Linked DNA regions of Homo sapiens: regions 1, 3 and 4 are each linked to region 2. Evidence: chromatin contacts called from ENCODE Hi-C or POLR2A ChIA-PET data. All regions are on one chromosome and are shown on one strand. Each heading gives the region's core, a stretch centred on a gene start or an enhancer-like site at or near the end of the contact. The rest is flanking DNA. Distances are from core to core; before and after follow the strand shown.

Region 1 (2,700 bases), core at 1-2,500, 480 kb after region 2:
AGATCACGAGGTCAGGAGATTGAGACCATCCTGGCTAACATGGTGAAACCCCGTCTCTACTAAAAATACGAAAAATTAGCTGGGTGTGGTGGCGGGCGCCTGTAGTCTCAGCTACTTGGGAGGCTGAGGCAGGAGAATGGCGTGAACTCGGGAGGCAGAGCTTGCAGTGAGCTGAGATCGAGCCACTGCACTCCAGCCTGGGCGACAGAGCAAGACTCCGTCTCAAAAAAAAAAAAAAAAAAAAAAAAGAGCCTAGAATTCGACCCAGATGGCCTGGGTTCAAACCCTAGCTCGCCCACTTAGCCGCTGTGTGACCTCAGATAAGTCACTTAATGGCTCTCTGTCCCTGTATTTCTGTCTTTAATTTGGGAATAATGATATTTACCTAGGAAAGTTTAGCTAGCACTGTGTATATATAGAGATATATATACAATATTCATGAATCCAGTTGTGACCTATCATGGGGTAATGTTTACAGGCTTATTCTTTTTTTTTACTTGGAAGAGCTCCTATTTATCCTTCAAAACCCAGTAAAAATGTCCCCTCCTCCAGGCAGCTTTCCTGCATCTCCCCCCAGACAACACCCTGGCACCCCTCTCTGTCCCCAACGTTCCCCCCTGTTCCTCTCTCTGGTCCAGCCATGACTCCATGGAGCTAGAGTGTCTTTATCTTGCTCTGTCTCCACCAGCCTGAGGGCCTCCTAGGGATCAGGGCTTAGGGCTAGGTTCCTGTGTTGTTGTTTTTTTCTGTGTCCTGGTGCTGGCCTGGCACAGAGGAGGGTGCAAGGGTCTTTGCTGGTGAACAGCTATCTAGTGATGAAAGACCGCATGCTCAAATTCAAGCTCCTGACCCTGGCCTGGGAGCCTCCTCTACTTCCCCGCTACCCACATTCTAGACCTAAAGACATCCTTGCTCTCTCTCTCTTGCCTCTCCATACCTTTGCTCATGCTGTTGTCTTGCCAAGACCCCCTTTTCCCTAACTCCAGCTCCATTTTCCATTTGTGGTCACCACAAATACCCCCTCCTCCACGAAGCTCTCCCCCATGCCCCTAGAAAATCCCTCCTGCCACCCCAGGCCCCACTAGCCCTGTCCCTCCTTCTGGCCTAGCCCAGCCCCCACGTTCTGTCTCCTCGAGGGCTGAGGCTCTTGGGTCACATACCTGGGAGACCCTTGGATGGCCGAGGCCCTCGCTGTAGCTGTGCCAGTGCCTGCAGGAGCCTGGGTTTCGATTCAAGGTCTGCACGTCAATGGGGCGGGGCTGGCTGCCCCGAGGCAGTTCCTGTTTCCTCAAGCAGGTGAGCCCTGGGGGCGGAACAAGGACAGCTCAAGTCACCCTGTCTGCAGTCCAACAAAGCATCTGGTGCCACAGGTGCAGAGACAGCTTGCTCCTGTCTTGCCCCCAGCAAGTTGTTATTGAGCACCTACTGTGTGCCTGCTGTTTGGAGGACACAGGGGTGACACGGAGACAGGTGCAGGCCCCCTGACTCCTGGCATCTATAATCTATCAAGCAGTGAAGAGGAGTGAGACATCATTACAAAGGGAGAACGGGGAACGGGTGCGGTGGCTCACACCTGCAATCCCAGCACTTTGACAGGCTGAGGCAGGCGGATCACTTGAGGTCAGGAGTTTGAGACCAGCCTGGCAAACATGGCAAAACCCCGTCTCTATTAAAATACGAAAATCAGCCGGGTGTGGCGGCGCACGCCTGTAATCCCAGCTACTCAGGAGGCTGAGGCACAAGAATTGCTTGAACCCGGGAGGCGGAGGTTGCAGTGAGCAGAGATCGCACCATTGCACTCCAGCCTGGGCAACGGAGTGAGACTCCTTCTCAAAACAAAAACAAAAGCAACAAAGGGGGAACAGAAACTGGGCGCGGTGGCTCACGCCTGTAATCCCAGCACTTTGGGAGGCCGAGGCGGGTGGATCATTTGAGGCCAGGAGTTTGAGACCAGGCTGGCCAACATGGTAAAACCCTGTCTCTACTAAAAATACAAAAATTAGGCGTGGTGGCGGGTGCCTGTAATCCCAGCTACTCAGGAGGCTGATGCAAGAGAATCGCTTGGACCAGGGACGCAGAGGCTGCAGTGAGCCGAGATCACGCCACTGCACTTTAGCCTGGATGACAGAGGGAAATTCTGTCCCCCGCAAAACAAACAAACAAAAAAACACCAGCTGGGTGCGGTGGCTCATGCCTGTAATCCCAGCACTTTGGGAGGCCAAGGTGGGCAGATCATTTGAGGTCAGGAGTTCGCGACCAGCCTGACCAACATGGAGAAATCCCGTCTCTACTAAAACTGCAAAATTAGCCCGGCGTGGTGACACATGCCTGTAATCCCAGCTATTTGGGAGGCTGAGGCAGGAGAATCGCTTGAACCCGGGAGGTGGAGGTTGCGGTTTGCTGAGATCTCACCACTGCACTCCAGCCTGGGCAGCGAGAGTGTAACTCCGTCTCAAACAAAACAAAACCAACGAAAACCAAACAAAACAAAACAAAAAAACAAAAAACCCCAAACAAACAAAAAAATCCAAAGGGGAAACAGGAAGTGGGAACAGCAGTTGCACAAACCCACAGAGGTGACCTAACTGACGTGAAGGAAGGGGCATTTGAGGGTGAGAAGGAATCATCTTGATTTGGGGAGTGCGTAGTGCAGAAAGAGTATATTTTTTTGTAGAGATGGGGTCTTGCTATATTGCCCAG
Region 2 (2,700 bases), core at 79-2,578:
TTTCACATGTGCAGAAGCACGCAACCATAGCCACGTGCAGAAGCAGCCGTTTTTGCAAATGAAAATATTTCCCAGAAGCACAACAAATACAAGACTAACAGGTGTCGGGCAGCTCCAAGGCACACATGTGGTTCTCATCAGCTGTCTTCCTCCTGTTTTAAATCTAGGTCTTCCTGTAACAGTGGGAAAAAAAAGATTTCTCCCGAGGCCGCCGAGCTTGCCTTTCCATCCCGTCTCACAAGAGCATTTCCAACAGAGCTCCCAGAGAGAGGGGAGCAATTACCAAGGCAATAAACAGGGTGGAGGGAGGAGGGGCGCCCTTAAACTTGACATCTGCGGTTCTGGGCTTAACCCCGAAGTCTAGGTGACCTTGGGCCTCCGTTTCCTCCTCTGTGACGTGTTTGGTTAAGAGAATGAGCATCTCAGTTTTACAGAATCTCAAGGCAGAGGCGGGTAGAAGGGTCTTTCAATCACGGGGTTCTCTGCCGGTGGGGGGGCGGGGGGACTGTGCCCCCACAAGGGACGGCGGCAATGACTGCAGATTGGGGGAGGGGGCGCTTCGGAGGCCAGAGATGCCGCTCAACTTCCGACAGATCGGGGGACCCGCCCCGAAGACAGAGCGATCCCGCCCAAATGCCAGTGGTGCCGAGGTGGAGAAGCCGCCGCGTAGACGCAGATTTGCAACCTCCGGCTTTCCCAGCTACGGCGGGCGGCTTCTGCCAGAGGCGCTTTGCCGCCTCACGTTTTCGCGATCGGGGTCGCGCGTGGCGGTGCAGACCCCCGCCCTGCCACCACACCCATTCCCACACCCTCTGAGGGGCGGGGGGGCCGCGGCGACACCCCCGGACTCCGATGACCCTTCTGCGCGCAGAATCACAACGTGGACGTCTGGTTCCCTCGCCCTCACAAAAAACTCGGCAGCTGCTCAGCCTGCGACTCCCGTCCCCCAGTCACGCGCCGGGAAGGCTCTCCCAGAGGAAGGATTTTCCCGCCGCCCTCCCCGCCCCGAGGTAGCCGCTGCGAGCGTCCGGGTTCAAGGACTCTTTGCGCGCGCGCTTCCGTCAGAAAGCCCCGCCCCGTGACCTGGACGGGGGCCGTTGCCCCGCCCAACCTCCTCCCAACGGCTGCCTAGGCCGGGCGGCTGGGCGGGGCGTCACGGGCGGACGAGTGCGCCTGCGCGCGCTTGCGCGGAGGCGCGGGGCGTGGCACACGGGCAGCCCCGCCCAGGCCTGGCGTCTCCGCCCGCCCCATCTCCCAACCTCCTCAGCGTGGCGCCGACGCTGCGTGCGGCGCGGACTACCCAGAGTACTCCGCGCGGGGGCAGCTCACTGGAGTTTGGTTCTCGAGGCGGCGGCAGCGAGCGGCGGCGGCTCCGGCGGCTCCTCCTCCTCCTTTGGTGGCGGCGGCGGCCCGGGACCGAGACCCGGCCCCGGCTCCCCTCTCCGCCACCCCGCGCGCCCCCAACCCCCCGGCGCCGCGGGGAACATGCGGCTCCGGCTCCCGGAGGCCGGCGAGTGAGTGACCCCCGTCCCCCGCCTCAGCCCGCCCGCCCGCTGGCCCGGCCGCAACCCCCCGCCTCGCCCAGGCAATGACAGCGGCTCCGGCGTCTCCGCAGCAGATCAGGGACCGGCTGCTGCAGGCCATCGACCCCCAGAGCAACGTAAGTACCCGCCGCGCGAGCTGGGACGGAGGCCGCATGGGCCCGGGACCCTCCCCCTCTCCTGTACCCCTCGCCCACCGGGCTTCGGGGGACCCGTCTGGCGCCCACCTCCCCTCGAGGGCCGCTGCCATCCCTGCCTCTCGCTTCTCGGGCCCGGGCCGGGGGCAGGTCGGGCAGCCCGGCAGCGCTCGGTACGTGAGGCCGAGGCTTCCGTGCGGCCTGGGCGGAGGAAGCAGACGGGGGAGCTGAGGCTAGAGTTTTTCCTCCCTTTCTGCTCCAGCTCTACGACCCTCACTGCTCTGGACGAAGCTTCTCTGCCTCGCCCTCCCTCCGGGACCCGAGACCCCCGGGAAGCCCTCCCGGAGCGGGAAGGGGAGGGAGAAGGGCTGTGAAGCAACTGGTGTCCGGGGTATGACTCGGGGAACCTATGTCTCCCATGTCTTGGCCTCCTGGGTGATCAGGGAAGTCCTTCTTCCCCCTCCTCTCGGCTGGCAGCACCTTCCTGGCTTCGGAGAGAACCCCCAGTCTGTTTTGCCCCTGGCCGGGTACCTAGGGTACGTGGAGAGTCTGTCTCCCTTCTGTGACTAGACACGCCTTTGCCAAAACCCTCTTGGGGTCGCTGCCGACGATAGATGATCTCGGGGAGGGTGGGATCCTTCCTGTTGCCTTTCTGGGCCTCAGTACCCATTGCGTCTCTGACCAAGCCAGAGCTCCATTTTTTAGGTAGTGAATTAAAGAGGACTTTTCTCTCCCGTTTACCCAAGAGCTCTGTTTCAGTAGGCTCTTTCCCTCACCTGGGGGTCTCAGCCTGGTGGTTTTTGACCCAGACTGTCGGGGTTAACTCCAGAGTGTCGCTTCCTCGGGTGCCCCTTTGCTGAGGCTACTGTTTGCGGAGGGACCGCCCCCTCCCCTTCCGTGTGTGTGTGTGTGTTGTTGCGGGGGTGGGGGGGTGGGGGGGAAGACTGATCTATTCTCATATTTTCTCCAAGAGTTTCTTGGCAGTAGGGGTCATTCTTCCCGCGGCAGGAGCAGGGCGGTAG
Region 3 (2,851 bases), core at 270-2,769, 260 kb after region 2:
TCCCATTGTGTAGGATCAATGATGGTTGTGTATGTGTGTCCACAGTTGTGTAGGATGAGTGAGAGTTGTGTGATCGTTCTGTGTTGTATAGGATAATAGCGAAGGTGGGCAGCTTCCCTGACCACAAACCCTTGTTTTGTATTTTTTTGTTTTCTTTTTGTTTTTGTATGTATCTCTCATCTGCAGAACTGCATTTTCCAAGTACAGCACTGAACTGAACTGTATAAACAGAACCTAGCCAGGATCAAACACACACACACACACACACACTCTCTCTCTCTCTCACTCTCATGTTTATTACTAATATTTTTATTAATCGGATTGATTGAGACCATACCTCACCTGAACCTTTTATGCTCCTCCTAAGCAAAAAATTTAAACCAAGAGAGTTTCCTTTCCAAGGTTTTTATAGCATTCACCGTTTTTATGGTTTGCAATTGTATATTTCTATTCAATTTTTTGTTTGTTTGTTGTTTTTTGGGTTTTTTTTTTTTTTTTTTTGCTTTGCACCCAGCTCTTGAGGATGCTTTTAAGCGGAGGGCTTCCTGCAAAGCAAGATAGAAAAGTCAGAACCTTGAAAAACTTTGCTGACCAAGAACGCTAGTGCAGCAGAGCCAGCCCCATCACAGCCCCGATCCCGGGTGCTAGGGGCGTGCGCAGCCTCGAGAAGAAGCTTGAGAAATAGGAGAATTAAAGAAATTTCTATCAGGGTGGAGCCGGCCACCAAGTTTTTTTTTTTTTTTTTTTTTTTTTTTTTAACAGCACATACTGTGGTAAACCATTTGGTTCATATTGTTTTTGCTAAAGTCAGTCCTGTGTGTGGTTTCGGTACACCGCTTGGGTAACTGTTGAAACTGCTGTGGTTTGAAAATAAGTTCTATTTTGTGTTTTCTTCAGTCTTGTATCCCTTGCCCCCTGTTAATGAAGTCTCCCTGCGGTAGGCAGTCAGCACACCCAAGAGGGTCTTTAATTTCATTTGTCTTTATTCACTGCCGTCTGCTGTGGTCCCCGGTAGTTCCCGCTGCAAATATCTAGGATTGATGGCATCGAACCAGGTGCCAGGATGATGCCTGGCACCTGGTTTGATGCCATCATTCCCAGATGTTTCTATACCCACTTTTTTGGGTTTTGTTTTCATGATTTCCATCCCCTTTTCTGAAATGCGCGTCAGTAAAGCTCTCTCCTTACTCATGTTTTCTGGAGCCATAAAAAAGTATAAAACCCTGGCGTGGGTGCGCGTGGCAGCTTTTGCTTCAGGGCCTGGAGGCAGATTAAAGTTACTTTGTCACGTTTGAGATAAGCTATACCTCACAAAATCGGAAAAAACGATTAAGGAGTTAGCAGAAGTGGTTACATAAAAGCAGGAACTAGACCTAGAAGGTTTGAAAAATACAGCCGCTAAAAATAAATCGCTGAGCAAAAGTGGGAAGTTTGGGCTGAGGGCCGTGGCCCTACAGTGATGCCGGGGGCTTTCTTTGCTCAAAGCGTCTGGTCATTAGCAAGGTCGAGAGCTGGACCGGGCACTCGGCTGACCTCACACGTGTCAGGTCCAAAATCTCCTCTCTTACCAAAGCACAAACACTAACAACTGAGAAAAAAACCGTTGTTGTTGTTGATGTTCCTTCTGAAAACAAGAGGCCAGCAGTTGATGTGCCCTGGTTTCATATTACCATAGTCATGATTTCTAAATAACAACGGTTTCGGCAACAGAGCAAAACCAGGCACAGGCAGTTCTTGGTGTGAACGAAGCTTTTCATCTCTCTGAACATCTCTTTGCGCATCAGAAACCTCAGCTTGAAATGGTAGCAGGCAGAATTCTTAACCGCTCCTCCCAAAAACCAATTTCTTTTTTTTAAACCCCCCAAACCAAGGGAGGAAGATCTTCATTGAAAAGAAGAAGAAAAGCAGCTCAAAAATGACTGATTTATTTGAACCTTCTGTACCGTGGCAGTCGCTCTTGGGGGCCTGGCTGGGGCGTCCTCCCTTTACACCTCCCTCCACATTCTTGCAAATCTGCCTCAGGTGATCACTCCCTGCAGGAACGGCTTCGAGAAATCAAGCAGTGTCCACCCTGGACTTGCTGCCCGTCCCAGGGGGCTACACCGTGTCCTGGGACTTTGAGCTTCTCCCCTGGAAACACTTAACTGTTTCCTCTGCTAGAATCTTGCTATTTGATCCATATCACATAGGTATTCGAGGAAAAATCAAATACCCAAGCATGCACAGTAACATTGCTGTTTCCTGCAAACCAGGAAGGGCAGATGCCTTTATTCCCTTCTCGCTCCCCAGGGTGTTGCTCCAAAGGGCCCCAGGTCCCTGGAGACCCGTGGAATCTGTAACAGGTGGCACCTGGTTCACCAGGACCTCCTGAAGCCCACTGTGTGCCGAGCCCTGGGCTGGAGGGCACCAGGGACATGGGGCAGTATTGGCTGGCATTTGTGGTATGCTGGGCCCGCTTTTCACAGAGCTGACCCTCAGCCGTGCCAGAGGCCAGTGCCACGGGAAGCAGAGTGGTGAGGGACCCTGGGGGAGGGGGGGCTTTCCCGTGGAGGGAGAAGCTGGGCAGAAGCAGGCAGGGGCTCGAGGGACTGGCTGAGGTCACTGTCCCTATCCCCTGCAAACCCACAGGCTGGGGTGCAGGACACTGTCACACTGTCCCCCAGGGTGCCCCTGCCGGTGGCTTTGGTGGCTCCCTGCTCACACTTGCTCTATCTCAGCCTAAACAGCAGACATGGATTGTCCCGCAGTTCTAGAGGCTCAAAGTCCAAGATCAAGGCGCCAGTGGGGTTGGTTTCTTCTGAGACCTCTCCTTGGCCTGGTGCATCTTCACATTGCTGTTCTGTGTGTAGAT
Region 4 (2,872 bases), core at 58-2,557, 290 kb after region 2:
TTTTTTAAAAAAACCACTTTCAAGTGCGTGGTTCAGCAGTGTTAAATATATTCACACCATTCTGCAACAGATCTCTAGAACTTTCTCATTTTGTGAAATTGACACTCTGTACCCATTGAGCAATTCCCCATAACCCCACTTCCGCCTCCTAGCCAGTGGTACTGGTTTTTGTTATTATTCATTCAGATGGGTATTATTCTTATTATTTTAGATGGAGTCTCACTGTGTCACCTGGGCTGTAGTGCAGTGGCACGATCTCAGCTCATGTAACCTCCGCCTCCCGGGTTCAAGCAATTCTCCTGCCTCAGCCTCCCGAGCAGCTGGGATTACAGGTGCCCGCCACTAAGCCCAGCTAATTTTTTTGTATTTTTAGTAGAGATGGGCTTTCACTATGTTGGCCAGGCTGGTCTCGAACTCCTGACCTTGTGATTTGCCCGCTTCGGCCTCCCAAAGTGCTGGGATTCCAGGCTTCAGCCACCGCACCCGGCCCAGATGAGTATTATTAAAGCTATGGTTACTGTCCAGGGATTGCTTTGAGCTTTTAGAGCAGGGCCTGTATATTCTAGCTCCACTACCCAAGAACCGACTGAGGGGCAGTTCTGTCTGTATTAACTAAGCTACTACATTATTCCTCATTATAGGAATGGAATCTCATTGTAAAGGAAACCGGTGTGGTGGAGGGGAAGTCCCAGCCCTGCGTCTCCATTCCGTGCCATTGTACGAAGGTCATGGGAGAGAAGGGGGCTCGAGTGTCCTGGGTGCCTTCTATGGACCAAGCACTTTCTCGACCACCATTCAGATGGTCACATCCAAGACCAAGATGTTCACTTGAATTCAGAGGCTTGGCCAGGGGACTTTCCATTTGACAGGGACAGATGCCATTGCCTCTCTGTGGCACTGCCTGGCTGCATCACGAGCTTGTCTCTGCTTCAACAGTGGTTATTTTTATAGCTGACAATGAGACTTACTGGAAATGGTTTGGCACTCATGCGTAGAAAGCGCCTGTATTTAAATTTGAGGAGTCGGAGTGCCTGGGCCCTGGAAGATGGGTGGTTCTTCAGGCCCTTGGCCAAGACCTTTAAGCCATAGAGCAGATCCCTTCCAGCCCAGGAAAAATTCCAGGGATTCTCAGCCTTTCTGAGGACTGGTTCTCTCAGAGCATCTGTTTGAAGCCTTGGAACTGTCATCCTTTCTCTTGTCTGAGGGCCCTCCAGCCCTCACGGCTCACCCCAGTCCATTCATGTTACGCAGCAGAGCTCTTGTCAGCTTGTAAAACTGAAACTCTGCCCCCACTAAATACTCATTCCCCATTTCCTCCTCCCCCAGCCCCTCGCACCCACCATTCTACTTCCTGTCTCTATGAATCTGATGCATGGACTCATACAGTATTTCTCTTTTTGTGTCTGGCGTATTTCACTTAGGATAGTTCCTGTTGGAGCATGTATGTGTCAGAATCTTTCTCTTTTTCTTTTCTTTTCTTTTCTTTTTTTTTTGAATTGTAGTCTTGCACTGCTGCCCAGGCTGGAGTGTAATGGCGTGATCTCGGCTCACTGCAACCTCCGCCTCCTGGGTTCAAACAATTCTCCTGCCTCAGCCTCCCGAGTAGCTGGGATTACAGGCACGCACCGCCACGCCCAGCTAATTTTTGTATTTTTAGTATAGACTGGGTTTCACCATGTTGGCCAGGCTAGTTTCGAACTCCTGACCTCATGATCCGCCCGCCTCGGCCTCCCAAAGTGTTGGGATTACAAGCGTGAGCCACCGCGCCCGGCCCTATAATCTCTTTCTTTTTAAAAACTGAATACTATTCCATTGTCTGGATAGATGGATAGACCACATTTTGTTTATCCATTCATTCATCAGTGGATACTCGGTCCAAACTTTATGTTATATTGACAAAATAACTGTATTAAAAATAGTAATGTGGCTGCGCATGGTGGCTCATGCCTGTAATCCCAGCATTTTAAGAGGCCAAGGTGGGTGGATCACTTGAGGTCAGGCATTTGAGACCCTTCTGGCCAACACAGTGAAACCCGTCTCTACTAAAAATACAAAAATTAGCTGGGAGTGGTGGCGGGCGCCGGTAATTCCAGCTGCTGGGGAGGCCGAGGCAGGAGAATCACCTGAACCTGGGAGGCGGAGGTTGCAGTTAGCCGAGATTGCACCACTGCACTCCAGCGTGGGCGACAGAGCAAGACTCCGTCTGAAAAAAAAAGTAACGTTTTACAACAGAAGCAACTTATTCTCAATTGCTTTTTTTACACCTTAAAATTGAGCTGAAATTCACATAACATAAAACTAACCATGAAGTGTACACGGTAGTGGCATTTCGTGCATTCACAATGTTGTGCAACCATCACCTCTGTCTAATTCCAGAACATTTGCATCCCCCAAGAGGAGACCCTGTCCCCATCAGCAGCCACTCCCCATTCCCCTCCCCCAGCCCCTGGCAGCCACTCATCTGCTTCCTGTCTCTCTGGATTTGCCTGTTCTGGGCATTTTGTATCAGTGGAATCTCACACTATGTGGGCTTTCGCGTCTGGCTTCTCTCACTCAGAATGTTTTGGGGGCTCATCCACATTGTAGCATGGATCAGTGCTTCATTCCTTTTCATGGCTGAATAATATTCCATTGTATGTATGGATCACAGTTTTCTTATTCATTCTCTAATGGACACTTGGGTTGTTTCTACTTTTTGGCTGTTATGAATAGTGCTTTGATGAACATCCCAATTGTTTTTTGAGACAGTCTCACTCTGTCGCCCAGCAGGTTGGAGTGCAGTGGAGCAATATTAGCTCACTGCAGCCTCTGCCTCCCGGGTTCAAGTGATCCCCCTGCCTCAGCCTCCCGAGTAGCTGGGATTACAGGTGCA

The links. A loop is a pair of places that touch in the nucleus more often than their neighbours do. ChIA-PET counts read pairs that join two places held with the same protein, here RNA polymerase II (POLR2A). Pooled maps may share reads with other maps.
Region 1: a map with no recorded cell type shows a loop between it and region 2 (7-fold over the local background). The contact joins the promoter of HSH2D here to the promoter of MED26 in region 2. A Hi-C loop is called at or near these places in 2 of 37 single-sample maps with no recorded cell type and 2 of 50 pooled maps. POLR2A ChIA-PET finds 5 or more read pairs at or near these places in 1 of 52 experiments (GM10248).
Region 3: a pooled map shows a loop between it and region 2 (15-fold over the local background). The contact joins the enhancer-like site here to the promoter of MED26 in region 2. A Hi-C loop is called at or near these places in 1 of 37 single-sample maps with no recorded cell type and 6 of 50 pooled maps. POLR2A ChIA-PET finds 5 or more read pairs at or near these places in 1 of 52 experiments (activated CD4-positive, alpha-beta T cell).
Region 4: a pooled map shows a loop between it and region 2 (4-fold over the local background). The contact joins the enhancer-like site here to the promoter of MED26 in region 2. A Hi-C loop is called at or near these places in 6 of 50 pooled maps. POLR2A ChIA-PET finds 5 or more read pairs at or near these places in 2 of 52 experiments (CD8-positive, alpha-beta memory T cell and activated naive CD4-positive, alpha-beta T cell).

The regions. Positions count from the first base shown.
Region 1 is chr19:16,142,235-16,144,934 of GRCh38, reverse strand. HSH2D (hematopoietic SH2 domain containing) reads right to left here and starts at 1,250. Exons shown (of 6, transcript NM_001382417.1): 1 at 1,161-1,250. RefSeq lists enhancers at 848-897, 908-987, 1,128-1,387, 1,468-1,627, 1,115-1,809 and 1 more.
Region 2 is chr19:16,626,832-16,629,531 of GRCh38, reverse strand. It overlaps MED26 (mediator complex subunit 26), which reads left to right and starts at 1,328. Exons shown (of 3, transcript NM_004831.5): 1 at 1,328-1,660. The coding sequence starts at 1,589. LOC105372296 (a long non-coding RNA gene) reads right to left here and starts at 1,100. Exons shown (of 2, transcript XR_936361.3): 1 at 284-1,100; 2 at 1-173. RefSeq lists enhancers at 115-164, 269-1,200 and silencers at 715-794, 1,045-1,304, 1,405-1,464.
Region 3 is chr19:16,365,404-16,368,254 of GRCh38, reverse strand. The region is part of intron 22 of EPS15L1 (epidermal growth factor receptor pathway substrate 15 like 1); the gene reads left to right. Among named protein-coding and RNA genes, the nearest start is that of KLF2, 42 kb to the right of the region's middle. RefSeq lists enhancers at 1,465-1,694, 1,845-1,914. Within about 2 kb of position 1,519, at least 14 of the 41 ENCODE cell types and tissues checked have a DNase peak (open chromatin) inside an H3K27ac peak, as active enhancers do.
Region 4 is chr19:16,340,577-16,343,448 of GRCh38, reverse strand. No RefSeq gene overlaps it. Among named protein-coding and RNA genes, the nearest start is that of KLF2, 17 kb to the right of the region's middle. RefSeq lists an enhancer at 639-868. Within about 2 kb of position 1,307, at least 21 of the 41 ENCODE cell types and tissues checked have a DNase peak (open chromatin) inside an H3K27ac peak, as active enhancers do.